3 separate regions of the Homo sapiens genome follow, and all the other regions are linked to region 1. A link is a loop called in an ENCODE intact Hi-C map of the cell type or tissue named here. Cell type or tissue: IMR-90. All regions are shown on one strand. Links, peaks and the distances in the headings refer to the core of each region. The heading gives the core; the rest is flanking DNA. Region 1 has its middle 13 kb from the start of LINC02432. Region 2 overlaps INPP4B (inositol polyphosphate-4-phosphatase type II B). Region 3 has its middle 170 kb from the start of IL15.

Region 1 (8,193 bases), core at 3,195-5,694:
AACAACAAAACAAATAGCCTGACTTAAAAATAGGCAAAGGATATGAATAGACAATTCTCTAAAGAAGATATACAAATATTTAACAAGCATATGAAAAGATGCTCAACATCACTAACATAAGAGAAATGCAAACCAGGACCATAACAAGATATTACCTCACACCCGTTAAGATGGCCACTATCAAAAAAATAGAAAATAAAAAATGTTGCTGAGGATGCAGAGAAGTTGGAATCCTTGTGCCCTGTTGGTGGGTATGTAAAATAGAGAAGACATTATGGAAAGCAGTATAGAGGTTCTTTAAAACATTAAAAATAGAATTACCATAGATACAGCAACTATACTCTGGATATATATCCAAAAGAATTCAAAGCAAGAACTTGAAGAGATGTTTAAACAGCCATTTTACTTACATCACCATAGCCAAGAGATGGAAGTAACGCAAATGTTTATCAACAGATGAATGGATTAAAAAATGTAATATGTACATACAATGGAATGTTGTGCAGCCTTAAAAAGGAAGGAAATTCTAAAATATGTTATAAACAGTGATGAATCTCAAAGACATTGTGTGAAGCAAAATATACCAGTCACAAAAGGACAAATACTGTATGAATCTACTTACATGAGGTACATAAAGAAGTCAAGATCACAGAAGCAGAAAGTAGAAAGGTCATTGCAAAAGGCTTGGGAAGTGGGAGAGAAAATTAGTGTTAAGTGGATATAGGGTTTTAGTTTTGCAAGATAAAAAAGTTCTTGAGATCTGCTGCACAACATTGGGAATACACTTAATATTACTGAAGTGTACACTTAAAAATGGTTGAAATGGTAAGTTTTATATATATTTTTTACTGCAATAAAAGAAAGAGTCTGGGCATGGCAGTTCACATCTGTAATCCCACTTGAGGCCAGGAGTTTGAGAACAACCTAGGCAATATAGCAAAACTTCATCTATTTTAAAAATTAAGAAAGAATTAGCTGGGCATGGTTGCATGTGCTTGTCCTAGGCACTTGGGGGGCTTAGGTGGGAGGGTTGCTTGAGGCCAGGATATCAAGGTTGGAGTGAGCCCTGATGGGGGCCAGGCAGAGCAAGACCCTGTAAAAGAAACAGAAAGAAAGAAAGAAGGAAGGAAGGAAGGAAGGAAGGAAGGAAAGGAAGGAAGGTAGGAAGGAAAAATAAATGGGGGAAGAAAAGGAGGGAAAGAAAGGAAGAAAAGAAGGAAACTGGTGGCACAGTCATTCAGCTATTCAGGGCATATCATCAGTTTGTACTTGATCTTACCCTGAGACTGACCCCTGGAGCATCTGTGTTCCCTGGGAATATTGTAAAACTGAACAAAATATATAGCTAGGGATCCCAATCATTCTGCTGAGATTTTTTTTTCTTTGCTAGCCTTAGTAAAAAATTGAATGCTTGGGGGTCTAGGAGTTTTTCCCAGTCTGAGACACAGAGGTGGGAGACACTGAGGAGCTCCGAGGAGCTGTCATGAAGGCATCTGATACCACAGGGTTATTCGTCACTGTGTAGCAGGTCGGTCCCAACTGTGGGGAGCCCACACAGAAGGTAGGCAATGTGTTTGACCAATGGCATGGTGGGATGGTTTGGAATGGTTCAACATGGCAGAAAGGAGTGATTAAAAAGATAATCAAGAGAGATAGTAAACACAACATCTGAAGCAGAGGGAAGCCAGGATGCAGGTGGCATCTGAAATTACTGATTGATAAGGCAATTCCATACTTCTTCCCTTCTTTGAACTAAAAAATCTGGGATATTTATAGATACCTGAGAAGGAAGAAGGGCTGACATCCTGTTAATTTTTAGGCACTGCTCTCAATCTGTTGGATCCACAATGTTTTTTAATTCAAGAACCACCTGAGTTACCATTACAATTTGTTTTGGGGGACAATGAAATATGTAGACTCAGCCAGAAAGAAGGGGGTTAGGGGACTCTTAGCTGTGGGTATGTGGATAAAGTTAAGAAGGTGAACTGAGAAATCAAACAATTGAGAACGACAGATGCCAGACTCAAGAGCATGAATTTATCCTATAGGCCATGAGGAGCCAATGAAGATTGCCATGTAGTGTAATGACATAGGGGAAGAAAGATTATACAATATAGATTTAGATTTGATCCATGTGTGCAGGATGGCTTGGGGTTCATGCCAGAGGATCTGGCATAAAACCTTGTCTAACTAATGGGGGCCTTGATCATAGATGTGAAAGAAGAATGCTAAAGAGTAGATGTGAGGGACATGAAGAAAACAAATGTTAGTAAGATTGGGGACAGATTGGATGTCTAATTAGATGACTTACTCACTTTAATCTCTTGTATTAACTTTAATTGTTAGATACAACATATATTAAGCTACAATTCTATTAGTTAGTACGCAGAGTGAGTTAAATAGGCCATCACACATCTTTCAAGAGTTTCTAATTCAGAATAGGCAATCATAGTTTTAAAAAGCACACAAAACAAATTATGTAAGAAAATTAATGATTAGGAAGAGTCACCTTAAAATAGTGTACATTCTGAGTTACAATACATTTTAAAGGAAATGCAGTTTTATTGATTTCAAGTTTATATAGAACTAGGAGTTCTAGGTTAATATTAAGTAGAAGAAGTTCTGTTTTATTAACAGATAACATTTTAAAAATTAATATTAGTATTAATAGGTAAAATTTTTCAAAATAATTTTTAATCATAAAATTTGTCCTATCCATTTAAAAGTTTGGGATAAATTTGGTCAGAATTTAAGAAGTTCTTTAAAATATGTAATTATATTTGATACAAGTGTAAGATAATTTAGAAACCCAGAGAATAATATAAAATTCTGGGACTAGGATATTAACATTTCTAATGGTCTACCAAACCATCTGGGCAGCAATTCTAGAGGAGGAATTCAAGGAGTTGTTTCTGGAGTAGAAGAAGAAAAGTACTTGTAGGTTTGAGCCCGTGCCTCCTATATATTTGTTATGGACTGAAATGCAACCCCACAAAATTCATATGTTGAAGCCCTGACTCAGTATGTATTTGGAAATAGGGCTTTTAAGAGAGTAATTAAGATTAAATTAGATCATAGGTATGGGCACTAATCCAGTAGGATTGATGTCTTTATAAGAAGAGAGAGGGACACCAGAGCTCTCTCTCTTTCTGTGAGTGCACAGAGGAAAGGCCACCTGAGAGCATGGTGAAAATGTAGCCGTCTCAAAACAGACCAGTTCTGAACAAGATGTTAGTGGTCATTTTGGGATTTTCTCCTCATCTTTGCTAGTTGAAATCTTAGATGGTTGAATTTACATTATAGCTTCATGAATTAATTGAACTTACTTTAATTTAAAAGAATAGTGAAACTGGCTGGTTTTCAAAGCACCTCTGACCTCTAATATGTTCCTCTATCACGTGGACTTGTGTTGTCATAATTAAGATTTTACCACCCAGAATGGTGGGCAACACAGAGATCTGGAATATTTCTTCTTCCGTTTCTTTCTTTCTGTTTCTCTGTCTTGTATGATAGTGACGAGCATGTACTTATGAACTTAAAAGGCATAAGGAAAAATTAATATTCACAGAAGTAGTTGAAGTATACATGCCTTAAAAAATCTGTCATATGGTTTGCAATTGTTTCTTGTATTTATTTTTAAACTTTGCATTAAAGAAGCTGACATTCCTGTGGCCTTGGAACTAGACCCCAGCTTTCCAGGAAAAGTAATTTTTTATGGCAATTAGATGGCTTAGACCAAAGCTTTTAACAACTCAGAGTCTGTCGAACAAGAAGATATTATCTCAATTCCTTTGTTAGAAAAGAAGATTTAAATTTCATTATTACTTCTTATCCATTTGGGAAAATAATGCTTCTGGTAAAAATGCCATTATTGTGTATGTTAACATTTAAGATTTGCACATATAATTCTGTCATAACTCCTCTAAGCCTGATCAAGCCAAAAGATGAGTATTGGGAATTACTATTTAAAGAGGAATCAGTCAGAAAAATGCCTGAGTTACATTTATTCAGATTTTAATCAATTAATTGTTCATTTAATAACTTGCTTATTTATTTTTATTTACTAGGTACCTATATTATACGTAACACTATGGACAAATATAATAAAAATCAAAATGTGACACTACTAGAAATAGCTTACTCTAAGTCAATTTCCTTCCAATAATTTTAGGGCAAATAGATGAATTCTGATATTTTTTGTTAAAATAACTCTTCATTTAAAACTGTTGGTGATTCTAGCCTTCTCTTGAATCTTGTTAGAAAAGGCATATGATTGTGGCTTTGAATTTAATTTTACAAAGTGAGGTTTTCCAGCTTCATAATAAACTACAGACCTCATTTCCAAGGGAATCAGTCATAAAGGATGGAGAGTAAATATTAATGTTCCAGTTCCTAAAATGTCCTTTAGATGTCTCTGTTTCATATCTCATGTGGACCAATACAGCAGGCCACTGGGAAAGACATTGCCTGAAGCTGGCTTCCTGACAAGTTGAATTTGTCCTCAAAGGACAAACGAAGCTCTTTGAAAATAGAATTTGACAAAGTTAATGAAAGAAAAATGTAGATGATGGCATGCAAATATATCATTACTACTTCATAATATTTTTATAACCCAAAAAATCATCTATAAAGGGGAGATGTCCTTTTCTACTTAGCTTGCAGACAATTCTGTTGCATAATATAAATTTAACACTATTTGGTTTTGTAGTGCAATCTGTGTTTTTATTAAAGCATATTCATTCAAGCTGGTCTTGAAAGAATCTTGAATGAACAGTAGAATGAAAGCTAAGATGTGATATTGATAAAAGGGGACTTAAGTAAACATCTAAATAATGTGCATTGATAAACCTTAGCCTTTCTCCCTCTTAACATACAGAAAGTGAGTAGGTGTGGCTTAGGTCCAATGGGCAGTATATTAGGGGATTTCTCTATGGAGTAGTTGATTGGCTAAAGGGAAAAGATCTACATACTCTGAGATTTCTGGGTTTTAATCACCCTACAATGAGGCCCACCAATTCAAATGTTCTGCCACCCAGACAGAGCTACTGATTGGTTATAAATTTGAATAGGTAGACAGGGACCACTAGACATGTGAAGAAAGCATCTCATTTGAAAGTCAGAGCCAAGAGCAAGATGAAAGGAACTCAGAGGAAGTAAAGACAGTGTAGGAACAGAAGAAAAAAATGATAAGATAAATATCCTAGGGAATGCGGGAAATATATTTTACTTCTGAAGCAATAACAGGGAGCTATAAAAATAAAAGAATAAGAAATTCATAAGAAAAATATTTTCAGCAGAAGTAAAAAAATTTAATAGAAATACAAAAGATAAAGTGAAGACTCTTCCAGAAAATTAGAACAAAAAGAGAAAGACATAGCAGATAAGAAAGAAAATATTTTAAAAAAATCAGTCGACCAAATCAGGGTCAAAATGTTTAACTATTATGTTTTCAAGAAAGAGAATAAAAATCAGAGAGAGAGGGGAAAAAATCTTCAAGAAATAATGTAGGAAAACTTGTGAGTATTGAAAGCTTTGAATTTCTAGGTTGACAGCCATCTGAGTGCCCAAAAATGAATGATAGAAAATCTGCATCAACACATAACAACATGAAATTTCAGAACCGTGAGGATAAAAAGACAACCCTAAAAGTAGCCAGGTAGAAATAACAGGTCACATTCAAAAGATGGTACTCAAACAATGGAGAAGTCCCTTCAAACTTGTAAGGAGAAATGAATTACAACCCAGAATTACAAGCTCAGCCAAGCTATCAATCAACTGTGAATGTAGAATGATATTTTCCAATATGTGGGATCTCAAAAAATGTGCATTCTGTTCATATTTCTCAGAACACTATTATGTACTTCATCAGAAAGAGGACCAACAAAAAGAGGAAGCCTCTGCATCCAAGTAAAAGATGCTACATGACAGGAGAGGGATAAAGGGACTATCTAAACGATGGTGCAGGGAAGTCCCAGGATGACAATTGTGTAATGAATCTGAGAACAGTCAGTTCAGGTCAGAAAAATTAGCCCAGAGAACTTCAAGTAGTATGTTTCCAAACTAAACAGAACTGATACTACCCAGTGCTGCACATTTGATCGCTGAAAATTATACTTCCAACAAATCAAAGATAATCAAAATACTATTTTTGTCTTGCATCGTCCCTTTATAATTTTTCAGTGGTGGGATTTTTTTTTTACTATTTTTCTTATGAATAAATTTTCTAGAAGTCTACATAGCCAATGAGCTCACTCCTAGAAGCTATAGAGCCCTGGAGGCAGAAACAGACTAGCTGTTTACCAAGCCTGTTTCTTTTTCTTCTGTTGCACAAACATAGTGTTTCCCAGCTTCTCTTGCAGTTTTGCATGACCACGTAACTGAGTTCTGGACAATGCACATGTAAGAGGAAATGACATGGCACTTCAGGGCCATGGCTCATAACAAATCTTGATACAAGAGGCTTCTTGTTTTTTCTCCTATCAGATTCATGCAGAAATGAACCTAGTGGCTCCAAAAGCTGTATGTTAATGATGGTGGAACCCTAAGGTGGAAAGAGACTGGGTTTCTAAGTCACTGCTTGGCGCTTGCAGCATAGTCAACTGTGAATCAAGAACAGGCATGTCAGGTGGTAAAAAAGTATACTTCTATTGTCCTGCCATCACAGCACATCTAGCAAAACTGTCCTCTGGAGACCTGGAAGGCAAACCATGTTTCTAGTCAGCCTATGGCTTGGGAAAGGGTTTGGAAAGTCAGTCATGGGCTTTACCTTGTGTTTCCAGCAAAGTCTTACTAAAAAGGGATGAGCTTAAGAAAGACTTGGCTATTTTGAAAGCAGAAATGAAAGTGAAAAGAGAAAGACTGAAAATTTGGGCCCTTGAATTTGAGGCTTCAATCTTAGATATACTCTCAATATGTCAAATAGACTATCCAATTCCAGACCATAAATAAAACTGCATTTGGTTTAATATCCCATCTCAATGGCTCACCTGAAGTGGACCAGCTGCTTCCCGTGGAAGAGGGGCAGGTAATTTTTCTATCCTCTTGCCCACTTATATGCTACTTATAAGTTGTCATTGCTGTTGCCATGGGAATGGAGTCAGAGACTAGAAAGGCAAAGGATGCAGGGAAGTTTATGCTAGCTCTGATACTGTAAGATGGGCAGATGTCTGCAGGTGATTTTCCCTCTTTGGGTTGCTTTGGTGGCTCTGCAGGGTCACCCCCTGTGGGGCTCATCTGGCTGCAACAACTGCAGCTCTCTAGCCCAGTGCTCAGCCCCTGGGTTTAGGGAACCACTATCCACTCTCTATTTTGGTTAGAGGCTCATTACACTTCCAGAAAGTCCTTCTTGGACAGAGCTAAAGGTGGCCCCCAGCTAGCTCTCTCCTGAGGTCCTCATCTCCTCCACCAGAAATACTTTACTGCCCAAAGAGCTCACCAGTTGCCCCTCCTGCTCCAGTAAGCCTGTCAGATGCCAGTCTTACCCTCTCTCAAGCTCCAGGAGACTTATCTCAAACTCTCCAAATTGGCCAAGTGAAGCCCTTTTTGCAAAAGATAGCACTCCATTGCTCCCCTTGGAGAAGGTGAAACTCAGTCTAGCAACACATGTAAACACACACCCCTCTTAACAAATTGTTCTCATCTCCAATATTTGGACCCTTTTGTATTCTTCAGTGGGTTTGGAACTGCCCAACTGGTTCTCTGATAGCTCCTTTGAAAATCTACATTTTGGTTTGACAATTCTCTTTGGAATTTCATATATTATATATTGTGGTGAAAGCTGAAAATTCCAATTTAATGTTAATGAGGAAAAACTCACTGTTTCCTCTACTCTCAACACTTCACTTCTGACACCAAATGTGTGGGATATATTTTTCCCACAGCAATCAGTTCTCTCTGGATGCCACTTATGTGTCCTACAATTCAGTTACGGTACTATCTACCTTGCAGTTAGTGCAGACCCCATAGGTTGAAGGCTCAGTCCCACAAGACTGGGCCCCCACCCCAACCCCTCCACTTCAGATGCCAGTGGCATGGCTTGGATATCCACATTACCCATAACATTTGTCCAACTTGGCTACAAATGGAAGGTTTACACGACTTTCTCCTGAGGTTTGATATTTTGCCCTGATGGCTCACAAAACTCAGGGAAACACTCACTTATGTTCACTGCTTTATAACAAAGGATATGATGAA
Region 2 (2,500 bases), core at 1-2,500, 1.0 Mb after region 1:
ATGAAATAACAAGAAATAAGAGAAATGAAATTAGACTAGAAAAAGTGACATATTGATAATGTGGAAAAAGATAAAAGTCTCTTTCATAAAACAAAATAGCATCTGAATAAATAAGAGATAAGAGGTACTATCTAGGTGAACAATGATAATCAAAAAGTGTAAATTATGCCCAAGAATAAAGAGAAAGAATACTACAAAAAAATTGAAACAGAGGGCTTGAGAGCTACTTAAAAAGATAAATTTTCCTAAATGCAATTATGGCTCTAACAACTCAGTAAAATAGATCAAATTAGGTAAATATTAAGTAATTAAAGCCTACACTATCTAGATAACTGAAATGTTTGGTATAAATCAGAATCTTTCAACATTTTATATAAAGATACAATATTGAGTAGAATAAAAGTGTTGAATAATGACATTCTAAGAGGTAGAGCCAGTTCCGTGATGACACAGGAGTTAGGGGTTAGTGGCACCAGCCATCCTATTATTGACCCAGTTCAATTTCATGACTGATCCAGATTTAATAGGTGAAGATGCCAGGCATACTGATATTCTCTATTTGCTTTAATTTTCCATTTTGCTTTGAGTAGATATAGCCCAGTCCTTCCTTATAAGAATGTTGAAACAACCTCTCTGTTAACTAATGTGTTGTGTTGGGATGCCTAGATAACCAACCGTATCTTTAAAATGATAAGAAAAAGATGTAGTTTTGGTTTCATTTTATTTCATCACATTTAATGTCATTCAACTGTAAGTTCATATAGTAATTTTTTTCAAGTTAACCTAGCAAGACTTAAATAAAAGATGATGTCAACCTATTAAACATCTATTGAATATTTACTATGTTCCCTCCACCCAGACCCAAAATTCTTCAACCAACCTCTTAATAGGGATAACATAAAAAAAGTCTGAGGAGTGAGTTTTTCAGATGAAAGTGCTACATACATTCCAATTACCTGATTATTATTTGGCCAGTGCTCTGAGGGAAAAGTGCAGCCCTTATCTTTATGAAGCACTTGAAGTATTGCATCACAGCTGACACATAAAATGAAGGTTGGAAGAAGCCAAGTCAATACTGGTTTGAACACTTGCCTCAGGGGTCAAAAAATTCACAGTGAAGTTAATCTGTTGATCCTGAACTGAATTAGAAAAGATGCTATTATTTTCATTTAATTTCCAACTTGGAAATATCAAAATAAAAATTAAATTTCAATAAAAATAGTTTAAAAATTCATTAATTAAAATATTTGAGTAAATAATTTCTATGTAAACTTTTCTATAGACATCTCTCTGATAACATAAAAGACTGAAAAGAAAAGCATTCATGAGATAGAGATTGCACTAGGTAAATATTTTTTTCTGAATTTAGGTGCATCTATAGCAGCAGAGGTGGTTCAGAGAAGGGAGACAAATTCTCATAAAAATGTTGAAATGGGTCAAACTGCTCCCACCTCAAAGCTAAAGATTCCCATTTTAAGTCACAATAATTTCCTGATACCCTGAAGGAAAGAGATGAGGAAGCAATGAACTATAATTGTCAGAAACGTGATAGAACATGTAAATGTGATCATCCATAAATTTTGCTATGTAATTATAAAACAAAATTCATAGTGCCATTATGTGACTGCATAAACATCACCACATTTTGACAAAATCACCACCATCAACAAAAATAAACTATAAGCTCCATCTTGCAAATAATATGCTTCTTGTAGCTTTTGCTTATGATACAGGGGTGAAGTGGACAACGGCATTAGAGCTGAAGAGGGCGCATGGTAGATCCCTACCCTAACCCTGCTACTACAACAAGGTCATTGAAGAGCCTGTCTCCACAAGCCTCTAAATCAATCCTTTCATTATTGATTGGCTTGGCAGGAGATAAAAATGCAGTGACCTTTGCCATTTTGAGGGAGTAAGGCATCCACCATTCAGTCACTTTACTATTTGGTCTTGTTTAAGGAAAATATTTTTTTCCAGAATATTTTACCTTAAACAGAGAAGTCATTAAACCTGACTCAAATCAGGTTAATTACTGAGTTCCAGCACCAGCTTCTCCCTCCTGCCCCTCCAATTCTCCCCAGATATAGATGGTGAAGAGACACTAAAAATCATCAGTATGTGGGAGGCCCCTTCTCTAACCTCTTTTCTTCATCCACACAATTGACAAGTGCAAATCCAGCCTATAAGGAAATAAAAGAACTTCTTTCTCAATAAGAGCTTGGTGACACATTAATCTAAAGCAACATTGCTCCAAGGCTGCAAACTAGAACAGGCTCAACTCAGAGCAATGATTGTCTAAAATGTCCCTAGTGAACAATTTGAAGGAAGAGTCCTTCCCTCTATAGCCACAGAAGGTTATCAGAGCAAAACCTTATCTGTCATAAGACTCCCCAGATATCAAGTTCAGTGAGTGCCTAATCCCAGGAGCTGTTCTGCTGGAGGGAAAAGTGATTTCAGGCACTTCGCAGCCAGCTCAGTGCAGGGGGCTGGAGGATGATGT
Region 3 (8,193 bases), core at 3,324-5,823, 460 kb after region 1:
CTAGTAGATAACTATAACCATGGATAGTACCAAATCCTGTAGATGCTATTGTGCTTTCTTTTTAAATCTGATAACTAAGATAGCTACTAAGTGACTAATGGGTGGGTAGTATATACAGCACAAATAAGCTGAACAAAAAGATGATTCACATACTGGGTGGGAAAAAGCAGGACACAGCAAAATTTCATCATGCTACTCAGAATGGCATACAATTTAAAACTTATGAATTCTTCATGGAATATTTTATTTAATATTTTTGGAGCAGGGTTGATGGCAGGTAACTGAAACTGTGGAATGCCAAACCATAGATAAAGCGAGACTACTGTATTGGTAAGCAATTGACGGTTGCATATTAATCTTGTATCCTGCAATCTTACTATTATGGCTTATTAGTTCCAACAGTATTTTTGTCAATGCATCACGATTTTCTACATAATCATATCATCTGCAAATAAAGATTATTTTGTTTCTTCCTTCTCAATCTCTACACCTTTTACGTTTTTTTTCTTGTCTTATTATATTATCTAGGACTTCCAGAGCAATGTTGGAAAGCAGTGCCTCTAAGAGGGGACATCCTTGCCTCGTTCCTGACCTTAGTGAAAAACCATTGAGTTTATCATCATTAAGTATTATGTTACCCGCATGTTTTTTGTAAACATTATTTATCAAGCTGAGAAAATTATCTTTATTCCTAGGTTACTGAGGTTTCTTTTTAAGTCATGAATCCATGTAGAATTTTGTCAAATGTTTTTTTCTGCGTCTATTGATATAAATGTGTGATTTTTCTTTTTAAGACTAGTTGATGTAATGAATTACATTTATTGATTCTTGAAAGTTGATACAATCTTGCATACTTAGGATAAATTACACTTGGTCATCATATATAATTTTTAAAAATTCTTTTTTGGGCACTAATATTTTCTTGAGGATTTTTACATCCATATTCAGAGAAACATTGATCTGTAGTTTTTTTCTTGTAATTAATGTATTTGTCTAATTCTAGTCTTCTAGTATGAGTTAGGAAGTATTCCCTCTGCTTCTATCCTCTGAAAGAGGTTGTAGAGAATTGGTATAATCTGCTACTTAAATGTTCGATAGAATTCTTTGGCAAACCCACCTGGGACTGGTGTTTTCTGTTTTTGAAGGTTATTAATTATTGATTCAATTTTGTTAATATATAAAAGCTTATTTCAATTGTCTATTTCTTTTTGTGTGTGTTTTGGAAAATTGTGTCTTTCAAGGTATTGCTCCATTTCATCTAGGTTATCAAATTTGCCAGCATAGAGTTATTCATAGTATTACTTTATTATCTTTTTCTTTTGAGATGGTGACTCTCTCTGTCACCCAGACTGAAGTGCAGAGGTACAACCACACCTCACTGCAGCCTCAAACTCCTGGGCTCAAAAGATCCTCCCACCTCAGCCTCCCGAGTAGCTGGGACTACAGGTGTGCACCATCATGCCTAGCTAATTAAAAAAATTTTTTTTTGTAGGGATAGGGTCTCACCATGTTGCCCAGTCTAGTCCTGAACTCCTGGTCTTAAGCAATCCTTCCACCTTGGCCTCCCAAAACACTGGGATTACAGGAATAAGTCATTGTACCCAGACAAAAAAATGTTAAATAAATAAATACAAAAATATTGAAATGGGCTCACAGTTCTAGTACTAGGTTTCACACAAGTAGATTTCATAATAGTGAGAAGGATATTTTGGAGTTGAAGCGAGAATTTGCGGGTCAAAGGAAGCCACATAAATAACTGGGAATGGCAGATGGGAACAAGGGCTATCTTCCTTCTCTAAAGTGTTTTGAAACATAAGTATTAGGGGCATGAAGAATGTCCATTTGAAAAAGTTTTTTGAGGTTAAAGAGAAGTGATTTTCTGAAATATTTTTTAGGAAAACCTGTTCCAGTATTATAGGGATTCTAGAGAGATCAGGGTAGGTGACCATGAAATGTATTTAAGAGAGCAAGGGATAAATTGACACAGAAAAAGGAAATAATGATAGTTAAAAAATAAGATTACTAAAAGCAAAAATGACATGGAGAGTATTTTACTTGGGGCTAGTAATTGGGGATCATAAAATAATAGAGGTTAGAGGTTGGGAGGAGGCTGAACGTGTACAATTGCTGAGTAGGTTAAGATTATTTTAAATGTATGTGTAAAATGAACTAATCCCAAGGTACCCATGTGAAGTATTTACCACTTAAAGACTTATAATGCAGAATCAAGCTCCTTGGTACTTACGATTTCTTGGGCTTTTGGTAATGGTTATGACGTGGGCTAATAGAAACTTTAAAAACATTGTGTGTTTTTTTTTTCATCAGAAGTAGAAATAATACGAAAAAACTCTTCTGCTCTGGCCTGCCTTTTTCAAGATTGAAACTGGACCTCACCCTCAGCCTTCTCGGTTCATGTTACCTCCATCCCTCAGCCACCTTGATACTGAAGCTGCTCCACTCCAGTAATCTCCAAAGTTGTAAAGCCAGCTAAGAAAAGATAACTTTCTCTTTTCACCACCCCAGGCTTCCAGACCTCAAATAATGATGAGGTTCTTCGTACAATTTTGTTTATAAAAGGAATATAACCACATTGTAGAAACTCTGAAAAACCAAGGAAACAACATCTTGGAATTATCTATAATCCGTCACTTTAAGAGAATCAATTATATAATTTCAGTGTATTATTCTGCACATTCATATTCTTACATATCTTCAACCACATAGTAAATTTAGTTTTGCATATTATTTTTTATATTTTAACCTACAGTCATGATTTTTCATGATTGCATGAAATTTATTTTATTTACCAATCTATGAGCATTATCTAGTGTTGTTATACATTGTTTCCAATCTTTCACTTCTGTTACTATCACTACTGAGCATCTTTGTGCATATGGTCTTTTCTGTATGTGAAATTATCTCTTTGGAGTGGTATCTCAAATCTGGGTTATTATGCTTAGAAAGCCTAAAAAGAATGGTTATTTTTTATTCTTGTTAAACACTTTGATAAATACTTTATATGTAATTTTTAAAATATTACTACTTATCTCAGTTCATTTATGTTGCTAAAACAATACCATTGGCTGGGTAATTTATAAACAACAGAAATTTATTTCACACAGTTCTGTCTGGGAAGTCCAAGATGAAGGCACAGGCATCTAGTGTACGCCTTCTTGCTACATCCTGAAATGGCGGAAGGTGGAAGGACTAGAGAGAGTGAACTTACTCCAGCAAGCCCTTTCTAATAACAACATAAATTAATTCATGAGGACAGAGTCCTCATGACATAGACACCTCTCAAAAGGCCCCCCTTCCCACTATTGCATTGGGGATTAAGTTTGCATCACATGAATTTTACAGACACATTCAGACCATAGCACTGCCCCTTTATCTGCATTTGGCATTATAACCTCATTTATGGACAGGGCATCTTAAGCTTAGAGAGGTGAAGTAGATGACACAGCTAGCAAATAAATGAAGCTGGATATGAGCCCAAAGCAGGGAACTAGAAATGAGAAGTTAATACCCTGGATAAGTCACAGCCCAAAAAGAATGTGGGAAGGAAGAGTTTGCAGTTGAGGTTAGCAGCATCAATGCTTTATAAAGGAAACTTCGTCCTTTTGACTGCAGTGCCTGTCTGCTCCGTATAGTGAGCCTGACAGACTATCTCCCTAGAAACTACGGAGTAATATCAAATTACTATATACATTAAATTATTTATAAATTAAATAAAAATAAATAAATTACATATACATTAAATATACATTAAATTACTTTGTATTACTTTAATATAAATATTAAATGTTACTTTATACCTTTGAAGTAGGAAAAGTTTGCTCATAATGTTGAGTGCTGACATAGACACTTAAGGCATGAAGGTAGCTTTAATTATTGGTTTAGTGGATGACCATATATATCAAATCAAAAGCTTTAAGGACCCATATCTCAGACTTAAGTCACTGATTTTCTTTCTATGAATAGAAATCCTAGAGATACTTTTCCCTCTAGTATTAAACTTCTGCCAACAAATTTAACTAAATAATAACTATAGATTTGAACAATAGATCCCAACTTGCTTAACAGTTAAATTTCCATGGTCAAAAATTAAGTACAAATATCCAATGATGTGGCCTTTAAAATGATGTATTTATCTTTCCATTTGGGCCTCATCACAGGACTATGGATAAACAAGTGGAAATTCCAGAAGTGCATTGTGGATAACAAACAAAGTTTGTAGGATTTTATCTGTAGAAACTCTCATCTGTACTTTAGTTACAAAGCAAAGTCAACCCCTGCCCAAGAATCTGGTATCTTTTAGTCTCTAAATAGTATTCCTTACATTAGTGATGAGACAAAAAGATGATCTGAAACCAGATCTACAGACATTCATTTCTTTTTCTGATTCTCAGAGGGATTCGCCAAAAGAATGAAATTCAGTCCTATGAAAAGAATTTTAGAAGCATGTGCAGTGAACTGGAATAATATGGGAGGAATGAAAAAAATAAATACATCATTCACCACAAAGAATAGGCTTTTAAAATTCCAACAGGAAAATATCCTGCTGTTGCCTAAGAAATGAATCATTAAGCTCTGTCCCACTATAAGGTGAAGCTATTTATTCATTTGCCTATAACACATGTGCCTAAGTTAGACTTTATTTTTTTTCTTTAGAAGATCTGATGTAATTCTGTTCAAGTCTAGAAGAATCTAAGCTTTCTATCTCGATGCTGTTTGCAAGTTTCTTTCTTGGGCTTCCTCTCCTTCAGTTTCCTTACTTGTGATTTTAATAAGTATAAATTTAGGCTAGGTGCTGTGGCTCAAATCTGTAATCCCAGCACTTTGAGAGGCTGAGGCAGGGGGATCACTTGAGACCAAGAGTTCAACAGCTTGGGCAACATAGTGAGATGCCATCTCTCCATTTTTTTAAAAGAATATAAATGTAAACATCGAGGAACAAAGTTTAAAGAGATTCCACAATGCTCATGAATATGTATATAAAATATATATCACATATTAAATACAATGAAAATCATTTGCTATTTAAAGGAGATACATAGCAAATAGCAAATGTTTCTTTATAAAATAAATGTGTTCTGTAAAAGAGCTTTTCCAACATCATAAACTCATAGTTATCAGAACTGACTAAAGATTATGGGTTTGATTTTGTCATTTCACAGCCATGTTTATTCATGTAGAAATATAGCTGGTGGTGAAAAGAGAACAGATCATGTAGGTTTATATTACTGGAGGGAGGGAGTGACAAAGCCTGGAGTTTCCTGAAGGAATAGTGAGAATAGAGCTGAGTACAGGCCAATTCCAAGAAGGCATGCCACGATGGGAAAAATAATCCAACTGGTGAAGTCTCCCTTATCTTTAACCAACCCAACATATACAAAGCCAGGACTGGAGGCCACATGGTCATAGGAAATAAAGGGGGATATGACAGCTTCTGCGCCATCCACTGAGTTAATGTTAAAGTGATAATTTGGGGCTGATGAAACTTGTCGGTGCAATGCCTTCACTTTAAGTGATAAAATTATAAGAACTAGGTTCATATAATATACATCCTGGTATAAACTGCACTTTAAAAATGCAAGCTGCTTTATCATAATCAAAACTGAGGTCTTCTGAACCAACAGTAAGAGATACAGTAATCATTTCTGTCCTAGAAATGTAGGTCAAATTCAAGCTTAATGTCAGGAACAGAAGAGACACAAAGTATAGGTTTCCTTTTCTTTCCTTCTGCTCCATCGAATCTTCACTACTTTCAGGCTGGGTAAGATGTATACAAAATCCATGGTCCAGACACCCAAAGTAATTCTCCACAATTGGACCATTAGTGGTGGATACTGATGATGCATTATTGCTCAGGCACATAGCTTTGTTTCTATGAAAGTTTTATATAGTGGAGCATCTGTGTTAAGCTATGCATCAATTAATATAAATATTACTTAAACGTTATTGAAATAAGGGATAGAGGAAATAAATTTTATTTTGTTGAGGTACTCTGCCAAGTTTGAGGGTAACTTGATTCCCAAGTGTATCAATTCCTGTTCTCTGGGAATAAGACACTGTAGGCAATTAGAAGTACGAGATATTAATTGGGAAAACACTTGTGAAGAATGTAGAATGGAGAGGAGAGGAAGGAGAAGCAGGCAGCAAGAACCTTCAGATGACACTAAGGAATGACACTTATGAAAAGAGAAAAGAAGGGACAGAGGACTGAATAAGAAGAGTAAGGCAGTACATCTCCAAGAAAGTCTAAGCCCGGCGGATGACGAGCCTTGGGGGAAAGATTGTTCCTTAGAAGAGTCCCTCATCAAGTAAAAATCACCTGATCACTACTTTCACCATGCTCAGTCATTAGCTGGGAGCAGCCAAGTAGTTTATGGCCTTAAAGTGAATGCTTCTTTCTGTCTACCAGGTGTGTAAGATGGGTCACTCTTGAAGGCAGGTCATGTACCTCCATGATGGCTAAACCACATCCAGAATTTCTGCACAACATGACCACTCAGAAGCCCTCCATCAATTTTCCAAAACTTTATTAAGTCCAGAACAAAGATAAAAAATTATAGTAACTTTTTCTCTTGTGTGCCATGATAGACATCACTAATCAATCATTGTAATCTTTTTCTGCTGATCTCAGACATAAATACATAATTCTTTTCAACACAGCTCCCTGGAAAGCCACTATAATGGACTTGGCATGTGAGATAAAACCTAACTGCTATTTCTGGTTAGGTCTCTGACCTTTCTCTGTGGATAGAAACAGAGATATAGGTCAGCATGAAATGTTATGAAAGTGAAATTTGGGCTTCACATATGGATGTTTGGCTGGACATCGACACATTTTCAGTGACTCTACATACAGAATTCTCTCAAAAGATATACATACTATGCTGACTATATATATTATATATATATATTATAGATACACATATTTGTATGTATACAGTCATGTTCCATATAATGGCATTTAACAGACTGCATATACCACAGTGGTCCTAACCATTCAAACATCATAGTACAAGGCATTACTCACATATTTGTGGTGAGGCTGGTATAAACTACTGAACTGCCACTTATATAAAAATATAGCACATTTGATTATGTACAATACATAATATTTAATACTGATAAATTGTTATAGATTTATGTATTTACTATATTATACTTTTTATGGTTATATTCTAGTGTTCTATTTATTTTAAAAAGTTAACTGTAAAACAGCCTCAGTTTTACAGTTCTTTGATTTCTTTCATCAGAGTTTTATAGTTTCTGTTTTATAGGTCTTGTACCTATTTTATTAGACTTACAACTAAGTATTTCATTTTGGTGGTGCTAATGTTAATGGTATTATATTTTTAATTTCAAATTACCCTTGTTTGTTGCTGTTATTCCAGGAAGTATTATTCCAAGAGGTATTTTGGAAGAAGGCACTGTTACCATAGAAGATGACATCTCCATGCATACTATTGTCCCTGAAAACCTTCTAGTGGGACAAGATGTGGAGGTGGTAGTAGACAGTGATATTGATGATCCTGACCCTGTGTAGGCCTAGGCAAATGTGTGTGTTTGTGTCTTAGGTTTTTTTTTTTTTTCTAGAGATGGGGTCTTGCTATGTTGCCCAAGCCGGAGTTCAACAGCTATTCATAGGTACAATGATAGTGCACTACAACCTTGAACTGCTGGGATCAAGTGATCCTCCTGCCTCAGCCTCCCAAGTAACTGAGACTACAGGCCCCCTCCACAACACCCAGGTATGTCTTAGTTTTCAACAAAAAGACAAAAAGTTAAAAAAAATAGAAAAAAGCTTATCGAATAAGGACATAAAGAAAGAAAGTATTTTTGTACAGCTTTACAATGTGTTTGTGTTTTAATTAGTTATTATAAAAGAGTGAAAAACAAAACTATTTAAAAAATTTATAAAGTAAAAAGGTTATAGTAAGCTAAGCTAATTTATTATTAAATAAAAAGTGTTTTAATAAATTTAGTATAGCCTAAGTGTATAGTGTTTATAAAATCTACAGTAGTGTAAAATAAATGTTCTAGGCCTTCATATTCGCTCACCGCTCATTCACAGATTTACCCAGAGTAACTTCAAGTCCTATAAGCTCTATTCATGGTAAGTGCCCCACACAGGTGTACCATTTAAATATCTTTTATACTGTATTTTTACTGTACCTTTTCTAT

What was found. A loop is a pair of places that touch in the nucleus more often than their neighbours do. Peaks named below come from ENCODE experiments on the same cell type or tissue, not always from the same donor. Only the 100,000 strongest peaks of a DNase experiment are listed, where the experiment ranks them.
Region 2: it touches region 1 in a loop (2.6-fold over the local background); 2 of 110 quality-filtered maps call a loop at or near these places.
Region 3: it touches region 1 in a loop (2.0-fold over the local background); 2 of 110 quality-filtered maps call a loop at or near these places.

Annotation. Positions count from the first base shown.
Region 1 is chr4:141,341,938-141,350,130 of GRCh38, forward strand. No RefSeq gene overlaps it. Among named protein-coding and RNA genes, the nearest start is that of LINC02432, 13 kb to the left of the region's middle. In IMR-90, for the core only: a CTCF peak has its summit at 4,421; a DNase peak (open chromatin) is centred at 4,444.
Region 2 is chr4:142,346,418-142,348,917 of GRCh38, forward strand. The region is part of intron 7 of INPP4B (inositol polyphosphate-4-phosphatase type II B); the gene reads right to left. Among named protein-coding and RNA genes, the nearest start is that of INPP4B, 500 kb to the right of the region's middle. In IMR-90, for the core only: no CTCF peak of the experiment used is centred there; a DNase peak (open chromatin) is centred at 1,034.
Region 3 is chr4:141,798,017-141,806,209 of GRCh38, forward strand. No RefSeq gene overlaps it. Among named protein-coding and RNA genes, the nearest start is that of IL15, 170 kb to the left of the region's middle. In IMR-90, for the core only: no CTCF peak of the experiment used is centred there; a DNase peak (open chromatin) is centred at 4,565; H3K27ac peaks cover 508 bases.